Regions from separate parts of the Mus musculus genome. Here region 1 is linked to region 2. A link is a contact called in ENCODE POLR2A ChIA-PET data. All regions are on one chromosome and are shown on one strand. The core of a region is the stretch at or near the end of the contact, and the rest is flanking DNA. Distances in the headings are between cores, read along the strand shown. Region 1 holds the start of Coa7 (cytochrome c oxidase assembly factor 7). Region 2 holds the start of Zyg11a (zyg-11 family member A, cell cycle regulator).

The links. ChIA-PET counts read pairs that join two places held with the same protein, here RNA polymerase II (POLR2A).
Region 1: POLR2A ChIA-PET joins it to region 2 with 15 read pairs in embryonic stem cell. The contact joins the promoter of Coa7 here to the promoter of Zyg11a in region 2. POLR2A ChIA-PET finds 5 or more read pairs at or near these places in 4 of 5 experiments (Patski and embryonic stem cell).

What each region holds. Positions count from the first base shown.
Region 1 is chr4:108,326,083-108,332,598 of GRCm38, reverse strand. It overlaps Coa7 (cytochrome c oxidase assembly factor 7), which reads right to left and starts at 4,447. Exons shown (of 3, transcript NM_027250.4): 1 at 4,309-4,447; 2 at 248-388. The coding sequence starts at 4,414.
Region 2 is chr4:108,214,189-108,220,387 of GRCm38, reverse strand. It overlaps Zyg11a (zyg-11 family member A, cell cycle regulator), which reads left to right and starts at 2,345. Exons shown (of 14, transcript NM_001167936.3): 1 at 2,345-2,555. The coding sequence starts at 2,466.

The DNA.
Region 1 (6,516 bases), core at 3,198-5,697, 110 kb before region 2:
GGCCAACCTGGTCTACAGAGTGAGTTCCAGGACAGCTAGGGCTAAGGGCTACAGAGAAACCCTTTCTCGGAAAACCAAAAAAAAAAAAAAAAAAAGAGAGAGAACCAGTCAAGGTCCTACAATGTGCAAACAGAAACCCAGAGGTTGCTTCACTTACAGTTCAAGTCCTTCCACTACCTCCCTGCTGAGCCCCTGTGTGTACTCTGTGCACCACAGTCCCCCATGCCTGAGAAGCCCCGAAGCTCACCTTTGCCAGTCACGTAATAAGCCCCCAGCTTGTAACAGCTGTCACCATGCCCGTATTTCTCACAGTTGAACTTCAGCACCTTTGCGGCTTCATCAAAATTCTTTTGGATTCCTTCCAGATAGTCCACCAGCCGATAGCAACCTAGAGAGGAGGCAAGAGGTCAATCGTGCCAGCAGCTGCTGTTCAGGGGCCCAGGTACAATCAGAGCAAGCCTAGCTCTCAAACGTGCCAGTCAGATTTAGCACAGAAACGAAGTGTCCAGCCCTTCTTAAAAGGGGACATGTCCCCCCGCTGGCCAGCAATGTTCAGATCTGGAAGATTCACCCCTGGCAGACCAGCCAGGCCTAACCCTAGCTGACTTCCCATGACTGACACTTTGCTAGCTTTGGAACCTCTCTGCAAGGTCTGTAATAAAAACACTAAAACCTAGAAAGAGTTTGTGGATGCCTTTTGCAGCAGAAAACCAGAAATCAGATGTAATTACCTTACTACCTGGCCTGGGGAAACCTGAAGTCCTGAAAATAGAAAGGGAAGCTACCAAAGCAGTGGGAAATAGTTTTCCATATCTAGGATGTTCCAGTTCTAGCCAGCCTCTTAGCGTTCCCAGCAACATCAAAGACTATTCTCCTTCATTTTCAGTCATCAAATATTTGAAAACACACACACACACACACACACACACACACACACACACACACACACACCAGCTCATGTATAAAGGTATATGACACATTCAGAGCTGCTGGGAATATTGTCATTTGCCCTTTTGATATTTATACGCTTAAGCCAGGCATGCAAGTGCACATCTATGGTGCCTGCACTCCCAAGGTGGAGACGTGATAAGGAGTTCAAAGTCACCCTTCACAACCTTGTGAAAGAGAACCATTCAGGCAGGCTAGGAAAGGAGGAGATACATTAAAGAAATGCAGTGTTTTCAAACACTAAGTTATAACTGAAATAGAACAGCCTGATGAGAAAGTTCATTGTATGTCTTATGGTTAAGACAGTTTGGGCACCAAGGAAGGTCCCACGGAGGACTGTGACAGCTGAGCTGAAGAGAGCACAGGATACATAAGGACTAAGGAGTTGAAGGTGTCACTCCATGCATGACAAGGCAAAGTACAAGGCCCTGGGTGGCTCCATCCCTATCGAATCAAGACAAAGAAATGGAGAGAGTCCAGAAACAGGTGGAAGGGGAAATAAACACGGCACAAATGTGGTAGAAGGAGGCCAAGATAAGGCGGTATGGGTTAGGGAGGCAAGAACCTCAAACACATGAAGAAATTAGAGCTGCGCCTCTCTCCACAATGGGCATGTTACTACAGACCATAACGCACAAAGGGTTCTTAGGAGTAGGAAAGCGGGGCTGGAGGAGTGGAACTCAGTGACATAGTCCTTGCCTAGAGCTCGGGAGGCCCTTGGTTTAATCCCAGTCCCCACAATGGAAAACCACACAAGTAAGCTACCGACTGAGAAATCTCTTCAAGAGAAGGGAAGTGATTAAGATTCACTTTGCATTTTAAAAAACATTGAGCGGGCATCCCAGCACTTGGGAGGCAGAGGCAGGCGGATTTCTGAGTTCGAGGCCAGCCTGGTCTACAGAGTGAGTTCCAGGACAGCCAGGGCTATACAGAGAAACCCTGTCTCAAAAAAACAAAACAAAACAAAACAAAAAAACAAACAACAAAAAAAAATTGCATAAGAGCATATGTTTGCACCAAGAATAATAACAATAATTGATGTTATTTTTGTTTGTTTAATTTGAGGCAGGGTCTTAAATAACCTAGGCTGGACCAGAACTCACTATGTAGCTAAGGATGTCCCTGATCCTGTTGCTCTACCTCCCTGAGTGCTGGGATCTCATGCTAAGCATGTGCATATGCAGTCTGAGCCAGGCCTAGTACTCAGTCAGGGCCTCAGGTACACTAGGTGAGTGCTCTTCCAACCAACCTACAACCCCAGCCCATGGCCAGTGCTCACAGGGCTCTCCTGCACTCCCTGCTCCACATGTCCTTCATGTAACTCATATCAACTACCACAAACTCCTCAAACATGCCTACAGAGTCAGGTCTAAATTCCTTGCTTAGAAAGGCAGGGTACACTGTAGTCCGGGCTCCCTGAACAAACTTAATCTGGAACTGGAGCTAGAGCCCAGTGGTAGAAAACTTCCCCGCTACACTCAGAAGCCCTGGCTTTGTGCCTCAGGACTGCAAAACAGACATTAATTTGACTTGATTCTGAGCAATCCTTAATTCACCTTCCAAAAGAGCTCTCTGTTCCCCAACCTCTCCCGCACTGACTACACAGCTGGCCTCTGTGGACTATGCCCAACCACCCTGGTCCTCAGAGACCACAGAAGGTCAATTCCTCTGAAATTTCTCTTCAATTGGGACATGGACTAGCTCCCAAAGAATAATCTTAGCCGGGCGTGGTAGTGCACACCTTTAGTCCCAGCACTCGGGAGGCAGAGGCAGGCAGACTTCTGAGTTCGAGGCCAGACTGGTCAGCAGAGTGAGTTCCAGGACAGCCAGGGCTATACAGAGAAACCCTGTCTCGAAAAAACAAACAAACAAACAAACAAACAAACAGAATAATCCTGGGTTCCTTATCCAGAGTCACACTATAGTGGACTAATTTCAAGAAACAGAAAGTCATTTCTTGGGAACTAGACTGTAAGCTACTGGAAAGGAGGGCCAGAGCCATTTTCATTCTTTTCCCTTAATTAAAACAATAGGAAAACAACCTACAGACACTGGACACTTGTTTGGGCACTGGTCACTCATACACTCCACCTCCTCACTGCACATAAGAGTCCATTTCTGGGGCTGGTGAGATGGCTCAGTGGTTAAGGAAACCGACTACTCTTCCAAAGGTCCTGAGTTCAAATCCCAGCAACCACATGGTGGCTCACAACCATCTGTAATGAAATCTGATGCTCTCTTCTGGAGTGTCTGAAGACAGCTACAGTGTACTTACATATAATAAATAAATAAATATAGTCAATTTCTGACCTTTTATTACCTCTGCCTGGCAAAGACTTACAATGGTTCCTTTCCTCCTTCAAAGCTTTATTCAAAAGCCATGTCATTGGGCAGTGCCCTTCACTCAGTTCTTTTTATCACATTTCACTTACCTTAAAAAAACTTTTTTTTCCCTCGAAAAAACTAAAACAAAAAAAAAATTTTTTTTTAAAATTTTGTGCTGGATGGTGGCAGCCCACACCTTCTAGCACTTGAGAAACAGAAGCTTGCAGATATCTTAGTTTCAGGCTAGCCTGATCAACAGAAGGACAGTCAGGACTACACAAAGAATAACACCTCAACAAATTAATTAATTTATTAATTTGTTAACAGGCCTGTGGCTCATGCCAAAAACTCAGAAGATAGAGGAAGCAGTTCTGAGTCCAAGGCTAGCGTGGCCTACACTGTAAGTTCTAGGCCAGTCAAGGCTACATAATGACAGTCTCAAAAAAAAAAAGATTTAATTTTTATTATTTTAAATTATGGATGTGTGTATACGAGCATGTGGTGTGGTGGCAGCAGAGGCCAGAGGCATTGGATCTCCTAGAACTTTAAATGGGCTCCTAATTACTGGACCACCACTCCAATCTCCCTCTCCAATTCTTTTTTTGGGCCGGGTTTTGCTATGTAGTTCAGGCTAGTCCTTAACTCCTGAGTTCTAAGTGATCCTCCTTCCTCAGCCTCCCGAACGCTAGAATTACAGGTGCAAGATGCCAACCAATTCTGGCTCGCATTTACTACTAGCATATATTTCATTTATTTCCTGCATGTTAAATGATTCCCTCAAAGACATGTACACCGAGGTTCTACTTCACCCTCACACCTCCAGTCCTAGCACCCTAAACTTGACTACACAGCATCTAGCCTGAGGGCTCCGCCCTCCGCTGCAGGCCCCGCCCCCGATGCACTACAACTTCCCGCCCACAGGCCCGTAGTGACCCTGACCCGGTCCTTAGGCGTCCTCGGCCCGCCACGTGACCACGACTGCACCCCACGCTCGCTCCCCTCCCCTATGTCCCAGGCTGCGCAGTTGGCGCTCACCCTCCGGGTCCTTCTCGCGGTAGCATTGGTAGTGACACTCCACCTCCATGTTCTCCAGGAAGGACTTCACCTGCTCCTCGTCCTGGAAGTCAACCAAGCCCGCCATGATTCCGACTCCCACAAATCGCTTTGTGGCTCCACCCTCAGTTACGTGAGCCAGCCCAGGGGCGGGGCATGCCGGCGGCGTGCGTGACGTCAGCGCTCCTCAGTACGGGGGCGGGTTGGAAGGAAGGAGACGATTACCGCTTCCCATCATCCTTTGCGGTGGTAGCTCCCCACCCCCCCCACCCCTCCAGGCTTTTATTCTTCTTTTTGGACAGCCCTCTCCCAGGTTTCTGCGTCGGTTTATCTGAGGCCATACTGCCCCTTAATGGTTTTCTCCCTGTAGTCTGGATCAGCCAGACATTCTTCAGTTCCGGTTCTAAAGCCGACACAGCCGGGAGCTCAGGTCCCAGCCTTACCAAAGCTTACAGCGTTGGGCTGCAGCTCACCACCAAGTACTCTGAAGCATCGTAAAACAGAACTTGAAATCTATTCCGAAAGCATTCGTTCATTTGGGTGGCAAGCATTTTGAATACCTTGTGTGTCCCAAATATGGCCGGAAAAACCGAAATAAATAAATCTGTGCAATTGCCACGGGATGCCCTTATCTCTATATTCTTTGTAGACCCATCAAAATCATCCATATTAATATGACTGCGAGTTATGATTAGAACACATCAGTGGTCGGGATTATAGTGACAACATGGTCACTATAATAGTTTTAGAACAGCAGCATGGCGGATTGAAGCCAAGGAACACTATGAAGTCATATGATGCAACAGATCTTACCGAAGAGGTTTATTGGGGCAAGGAGAAAGGGAAAGGCCGATTGGGAATGGACTCATGGTTTTAAAAGCAGTTCCATGACACATCTTTCACAGGATAGCACAAGCTCTGCGTTACTCCAGAGCCTCTGGCTAAAACTGACTTTTATGTATGGCTTCTCCTGTTTTTCCTTTGATAGAATCTCACTTTGAGACAATCCTCCCCCCTCAGCCTACTGAGTACTGTTGCAGATACAAGCTCCCACATCCACCTATCCGTGTTCTTTTTATCTTGTTTATATCTGTAATCACTAGAGGGAGCCCTTAGAATACATGGTCCAGGATGAGAAGGCCTGACCTTTACTTTGGAGCCTCCCTCCTTAACCTACTCCTACTGGATACATCTAGAAGCTTACTTGCTTTGTTCTGTATAACTGAGACAGGCTGACTCCATGACAGGCTTCACATTGGCAGTTCAGGAGACTAGACATAAATCTCTGTTTCCAAGAACTGAGCAAGCCCAGGCCTCAGAAGAGGCCACACCACCTGGCCTCCAGGAGTTCCAGGATAGCTTGGAAAACAGTAAGCCATTATTAAAAAAAAATAATAATAATATTTAGGCTGAAGAAGTAGCTCATCTGTTGGAGAACTTGCCTGGTCCCTTGGGTTCAGTCTTCATCATGTCCTAAAACAGGCATGGTGCAATCCTAGCACTTGTTGAGGTAGAGGCAAGGGGGGTCAGGGTTCAAGGTCATTCTCAGTTGCATACCAAGTTCTAGGCCAGCCAGAGAAACTTCTTCTCTTCTCTTCTCTTCTCTTCTCTTCTCTTCTCTTCTCTTCCCTTCCCTTCCCTTCCCTTCCCTTCCCTTCCCTCCCCTCCCCTCCCCTCTCCTCCCCTCCCCTCCCCTCCCCTCCTGTCCCCTCTTCTCTTCTTATCCTTTCTTCTTCTTCTTCTTCTTCTTCTTCTTCTTCTTCTTCTTCTTCTTCTTCTTCTTCTTCTTCTTCTTCTCTCTCTCTCTCTCTCTCTCTCTCTCTCTCTCATTTTCCAGACAGGGTTTCTCCGTAGTCCGGCTGTCCCAGAACTCACTCTGTAGCCCAGGCTTTCCTTGAACGCAGAAATCTGCCTATCTGCCTATCCGCCTGCCTCTGCATCTGAATGCTGGGATAAAGGTATGTATCACCATGCCTAGTTGAGACCCTTGTGTTCAAAATTAATTTCAGTCAGGCATAGTGGCATATGTTTATATTCAGGTGGCTGGGACAGGAAGATAGTTGTGTGTTAAAGGCCAACCTGGGCTACATAACAAGATTGCCTTTGTTGGGGACCAGGAACCACCATAAAAACACTGTTCTCAGTTAAGCAAAAACAGTTTATTGAATGAATACCCCAAAATTGGACATT
Region 2 (6,199 bases), core at 1,096-3,595:
AAGAAAAGGAAAGAAAGAAAGAAAGAAAGAAAGAAAGAAAGAAAGAAAGAAAGAAAGAAAGAAAGAAAGAACTTTCTCCACAAAGTTGTGGCAAACATCTTTACAAGCTGAGCCATCTCACTGGCCCACAAATATGCTCTTCTCTTTTCTTTTTTCTTTTGAGATAGTTTCTCATTATTCAGAACTGTCTGTCCTGTCCTGGAACTGGAACTCTCTATGTAGAGCAGGCTGGCCTCAAACTCACAGAAACCCACCTACTTCAGCCTCCTCCTAAGTGCCAGGATTAAAGATGTGTGCCACTAAACTCTTTCTTTTTGGAGGGGGTGGGGGGGCACGCTTGGTTTTTTGAGACAGGGTTTCTCTGTGTAGCCCTGGCTGTCCTGGAACTCACTCTGTAGACCAGGCTGGCCTCGAACTCAGAAATCCACCTGCTTCTGCCTTGCAAGTGCTAGGATTAAAGGCGTGCACCACTACACCTGGCTGTTTACTTTTTAAATGACCAACAATAAATAGAAAAACAATGTCAGAATAAAGTCCTGGGGTTTCAGTGGGTAAAACACTGGCTGCATTTACCTCACAACCTGAATTTGACCCCCAGGTCCTACTGTGTATGCAGGACACAAAGACACACACACAGACATAGACACATACACACACACAGACATAGACACACACACACACCAGCAGTAACAAAACCCTGCCACAAACAAAAGACATAACATACACATATATAACTGTAAAATAAACTTTAAGAACAGAAATCCAGACAGTCTTTCAAATGCGATATATTTAGGTTTTGGGCCAGCACTCCTGACTCTTGTGTCTCCCAAATTCTGAGATTGCAGACGTTCACCACCGCCATGCCAACTTAAATCACAAATTTGAATAATGAGTCTTTGATTTATTTTGGCCCTACCCAGTCCAGAACTCACAGAGTTCAATCTGCCTCTGCCTCCCTCGAGTGCTGGGATCAAAGGCCCATGCTTTCCCAGGTAAAATCCCTTCATCCTGGCTCTTACTTCTAACCTTCAGTTTCCGCAATGGCTTGTTCTCATTCCTAAAATTCTGTTCTTGCAGTGTGCGGAGTGAGTGGTCTAACAGCCACGCCCCCACATGGCTAGCAGCCACGCCCCCGCATCGCTAGCTTTGTAGTTACTTTCAAGGACAGCTGTATACAACTCACCTTGCACCTTGGGAGGTGGAAGTGGAAGAATCAGTTCAAGGTCATCTTCAGCTATAATGCAAATTCCAGGCTGGTGAACAAGAAAACAGACCGCTGAGGGAAGCGTAGCCTGGTCCTTTGTTCTTGAAAACTAATTTTAACATTTGAATTCCTTCATCTAGCACGAGCCTGGGAAGTGCCTGAGTACAAACCTTATCTTTAGCAATCCTGGTTTCTGCCTGTGTGCTCTCACCTGATCTTACATGTAGTTGATAAAAATTAGGCTTCAGATACCCCCAGCAATCCAAGAGATTGGGCTCTCTGTCTCTGCCTTTCACCTGTCTGTCTAGGTCTCTTAACAGCATTGGCCTGGATCCGAGCAATAGTTGTATGTTAAATAAGATGGTCTTAAAGTAATGGGGGCTGAGGTTAGTTTCAAACTAGTTTTCAGAAGAAAACCTTCAACCTTTGATCCTGTTTCCACTTCCCTGTGCTCTTATAAAAATAGGTGCTGTGTTTTGTTTTTGAAATTTTATTGTGTGTGCGTGTCGTGTGTGTAAGCAGACGTTAACACTGCACTCTGTCCCCTTCCAACCAGGTTAGCAGCCTCTAGAAATATTTTGTACCGTTAATCCTCATCAAGGAGTCAAAACGTGACTGGTATCTGGGGCAAAGCCTTTGAAAATGCTTTTTAATTTGTTTAAAGCACTTAAAAATCTGGCACGTGGTAGAGCCCTGGCCTACAATGCGCTCTAGATTCCTTATCTAACTCAAAAAAAAAAAAAAAAAAAAAAATCAAGCCCTGGTGGGTGGCTACTTCTTTAATACCAGTACTTTGGAGGCAGAGGCCGGTGGACGTCTATGAACTTGGAGTTCTAGGACCAGCCAGGGCTACACAGAGAAACCTTATTTCAAAACCAAAACCAACCAAACAAAAAACAAACAAACAAAAAAACACCCCCCCCCCACAAAATACCCCCCCATAAAAAGAAGAAACAAAATAAAAATGTACAATGAGGAACGCTGTGCGTGCTATGCGAACGCCCTCGGCAGCGTGGGTCTCAGGGCGCTCGGCCTCCGAGGAGTGAATAGGAGTTGGGTGGCTGAGGCTGGAGAGCGAGGACCATTGGGCGTGCGGCGGGGGCGGGGTCGCGGCGGACCTGTGCGCGGCGTGGGGCGGCCATTCAAACGCCGGCCGACCTTCCTGAGCTCTCCTCCCGTGCCGGGCGACCTTCCTGCGCTCTCCTCCGGGGCGCCGGGGCGCGACGTCGGCGGCCGGGCTCGCGTGGGCGGCGTCGGCGTCATGGTCCATTTCTTGCATCCGTTGCTGTGGCCGCGGGCCCTCGTCCTGCCCGACGCCCAGCAGGACGCGCAGGGCCACTGCTTGGTGCAGGTGAGTGTGGCCGCCGTCCGGGCTCCGGGGCGTCCGCCCGTCGTGCAGCGCGGCCCGCGGGCGGGCGGGCTGGTGCGGGGCGGCCTCCTCCGGGCGGGCGGGCGGGCGGCGAGTTGGGCGTGACGGTTCCCTGGAAGTCGCCGGCAGGCCGGCCCGGGCTCCGGGCTCCAGGCTCCGTGGACGCCGCGTCCAGCCCTCGCGGGGTTCCTGTTCGCTGCGCTGCTGAGGAAGGCGCCCGAGTTCGAACCCCAGCCATACTGAGCCCCCCGCTGCGCGCAGGCGCCACCCCCTCAGGCTAGCCCCGCTCCTCTCCTCAGACCTCCAGCCCGCCCGGTCTCCTCAGCCCGCTCCCTTCAGATGGCCTCACCTCAGCAAGCACAGACCCGCCCCTCTCCTCAGGGCCCCGAGCCGCCTCCTCTTAGCGCCCCACGCAGCGGCTCCCCTAAGTCGCCCACCCACCTGCCCCAGGAACCGAGTGCGGAAGGCGGCGAGCCCGAGGGTGACTGGGTCTACACTAGAACTTAGTGATCTTGGATGCTCAGTACCTGGCGGGGGTGGGGTGGGGGACAGCGAAAAATACACCGGTGACAGGCAGATGTGGGTGCTGGGAACAGAGTTTCGGCCTCTAGAAGAACCCTGTGCCCTCTTTTAACCTCTGAGCCATCTCCTTAGCCCCTATTTTAATTTTATTCTGGAAATAAAATTCCACCCAAGATCAGGCTGGTCTGGAACTCACTAAGTAACTCAGGCTGGCCTTGCATTCTCAACAATACTGGGGTTACAATTACAAGCAAGTGACAGGGGACCCAGCTTCTTTCTGCTTGTCCCTGCTTACAAGACAAGCGTCTTACCAAGTGAGCTACTCCTCGGGCCTTGCAGGTTTTAACTCATATGCCTATGTATTTTTTGGGAGTTAATAAAGTTAGTTCTTTGTATATCTCCATATTTATAAAAGGAGACAACATTTGCTGAGCCATGGTGGGACACGTCTTTAATCCCAGCACTCAGGAGTTAGTTTGAGGCCAACCTAGTCTACAGAGTGAGTTCCAGGAAGCCAAAGCTACACAGAGAAACTGTCCAAAGTGGAAAAAAAGAAGTGGGGGGGGGGGGGGGACAGCATTCCCAGAACTATAACAGATTTTGCTTTGGTAATATCTATCAAGAAATGTATTCTCTACTTCATTCGGTTTATCAAATTTATTGGAATTTGAAATCTTCATGGAGTTTTTTTTTCTTTTTCGAGACAGGGTTTCTCTGTGTAGCCCTGGCTGTCTTGAAACTCATTCTGTAGACCAAGCTGACCTTGAACTCAGAAATCCACCTGCCTCTGCCTCCCAAGTGCTGGGATTAAAAGTGTGTGCCACCACCACCCAGCCTTAAATTATCTTTTTAGTGTATATATGGTATCTGTAATTTTTCTGGTTATTATCTTCCAACATATACAACTTTTTTTTAAAGATGTCTTTATTATATGTAAGTACACTGTAGCTAGCTGTCTTCAGACACATGAGAAGAGGGCATCAGATCTCATTATGGATGGTTGTGAGCCACCATGTGGTTGCTGGGATTTGAGCTCAGGACTTTCTCGGAAGAGCAGTCGGCGCTCTTAACCACTGAGCCATCTCTCCAGCCCCCGATATACACCTTTTTTATTTTAATAGTTGTGGGTAATATCTTTATAATTCCCCTTATTTTGCTTACATGATGTGTAATTTTTTTAATTGTTTTTGACTTCTATGCTCTCGACTGGCCTCTAGCTCTTTATGTAGCTGAGGGTGACCTTGACTCCTGATCATCCCGTCTCTAAGTCACAAGTGGTAGGATTATAGGTTTGGACCTGTAATTTTTTTTGTGGATTCTTTGTAATGTGTGTGCCTTGCACACATTTATGGAGGTCAGATGACCATTTGGAGTCTGTTCTGTTCTGCCATATGTATTGAACTCAGTGTTTCAGCTTAGAAGTGAGCCAAAACGCAAATTCTATTGCTCTGATATACATCTGTGTGTGTGTGTGTGTGCGCGTGCTTGCGCGCTCGCTTACTGAGAATTTAAGATATAAGGCTCAAATATTCTCTCTCTTGGTTCACTCAATTTTTAAATTTTTACTTACTTTTATTTTAAGTGCATTAATGTTTTACCTGCATGTGTGTGTGCATGGGGTTGTCTGATTCCCTGGAACATGAGTTACAGACAGTTGTGAGCTGCCTTATGGGTGCTGGGAATTAAACCTGAGTCCTCTGGAAGAGAAGCCAGTGTGCTTAACTGTGAAGCTATCTCTCCAGCCCTATGGTTTGCTCACATTTAAGAAGCATATTAGAGGCTGGAGAGATGGTTCATTGAGGGCAGTTTCTGGTCTTGATGACTCGGGTTCAGTGCTCGGCACCCACATGTGTCAGTATTGACTCTAGTTCTAAGGGATCCAGTACTTTCTTTCTGGCCCCATCACACACTGCATATACTTGTGGCACATACATACACGCAGGCAAAACACTCATACACATAACAATACTTTTAAAGAAGCATATATATTCCGTTATTGATTACAGAAGTCTACAGATGTTAAATGGTATTAGTCTCAGGCTTGGGCAATGTGGCTCAGAGGTGAAGTGTGCACTTGCACGCCTTGAGTTTGGTTCCTGGCCATCTATGTTGAGTGACTCACAACTGCCTGTAACTTCAGCTCCAGGGGTTTCTGACACTTCTGACCTCTGAATACCTGCATTTGTGTGTGTGTAGCCACATATAGGCACACACACATACACAAATCTTAGGTGTGGTTGTGCACATGTATAATTCCAGCAGAAGCAGGAGAATCATTGCAGGCTCAAACCAACTTGGTCTACACAGCAAGTTGCAAGGCAGCTTGCCTTCTGTCTCAATTTCTCAGTTATAACTATAGGCTTATTCTACCAGCCATGGCTCTTGCCCCATCCATCTCTTCCTTTATTTCTCCCTCCCTCTTCCTCTCTCTCTTTTATTTCAAATGTTTTTCCCTTTCCAGGTCTCCCCTTCAGAAACACCCTATCCCATTCCCCCTCACCCTGCCTCTATGAGGGTGCTCCCCCACTCACCCACTCCCATCTTCCACCCTGGTGTTCCTCTACATTGGAGCACCAAACACCCTCAGGCCCAAGGGCCTCTCCTCCCACTGATGTCCAACAAGGGCATCCTCTGCCACATACGTGGCCAGAGCCATGGGTCCCTCCATGTGTATTCTTTGGTTGGTGGTCCAGTCCCTGAGAGCTCCTGGGGGTTCTGGCCTGTTGACACTGTTGCTCCCTCCATAGGGCTGCAAACCCTCTCAGCTCCTTCAGTCCCTTCTCCAACTCCTTCATTGGGGACCTCCGGCTCAGTCCAATGGTTGGCTGCGAGCATCCACCTCTGTACTTGTCAAGCTCTGGCAGAACCTCTCAGGAGACAGCCATATTAGGCTTCAATCAGCAAGCACTTGCCAGCATTTCTCTCTCTCTCTCTCTTTCTTTCTTTATTTCTTTCTCTTTCTCTCTCTCTCTCTCTTTCGTTTTTTTTTTTTTTTTTTTTTTTTTTTGTTTTGTTTTTGTTGTTGTTGTTTTTTCGAGACAGGGTTTCTCTGTATAGCCCTGGCTGTCCTGGAACTCACTTTGTAGACTAGGCTGGCCTCGAAC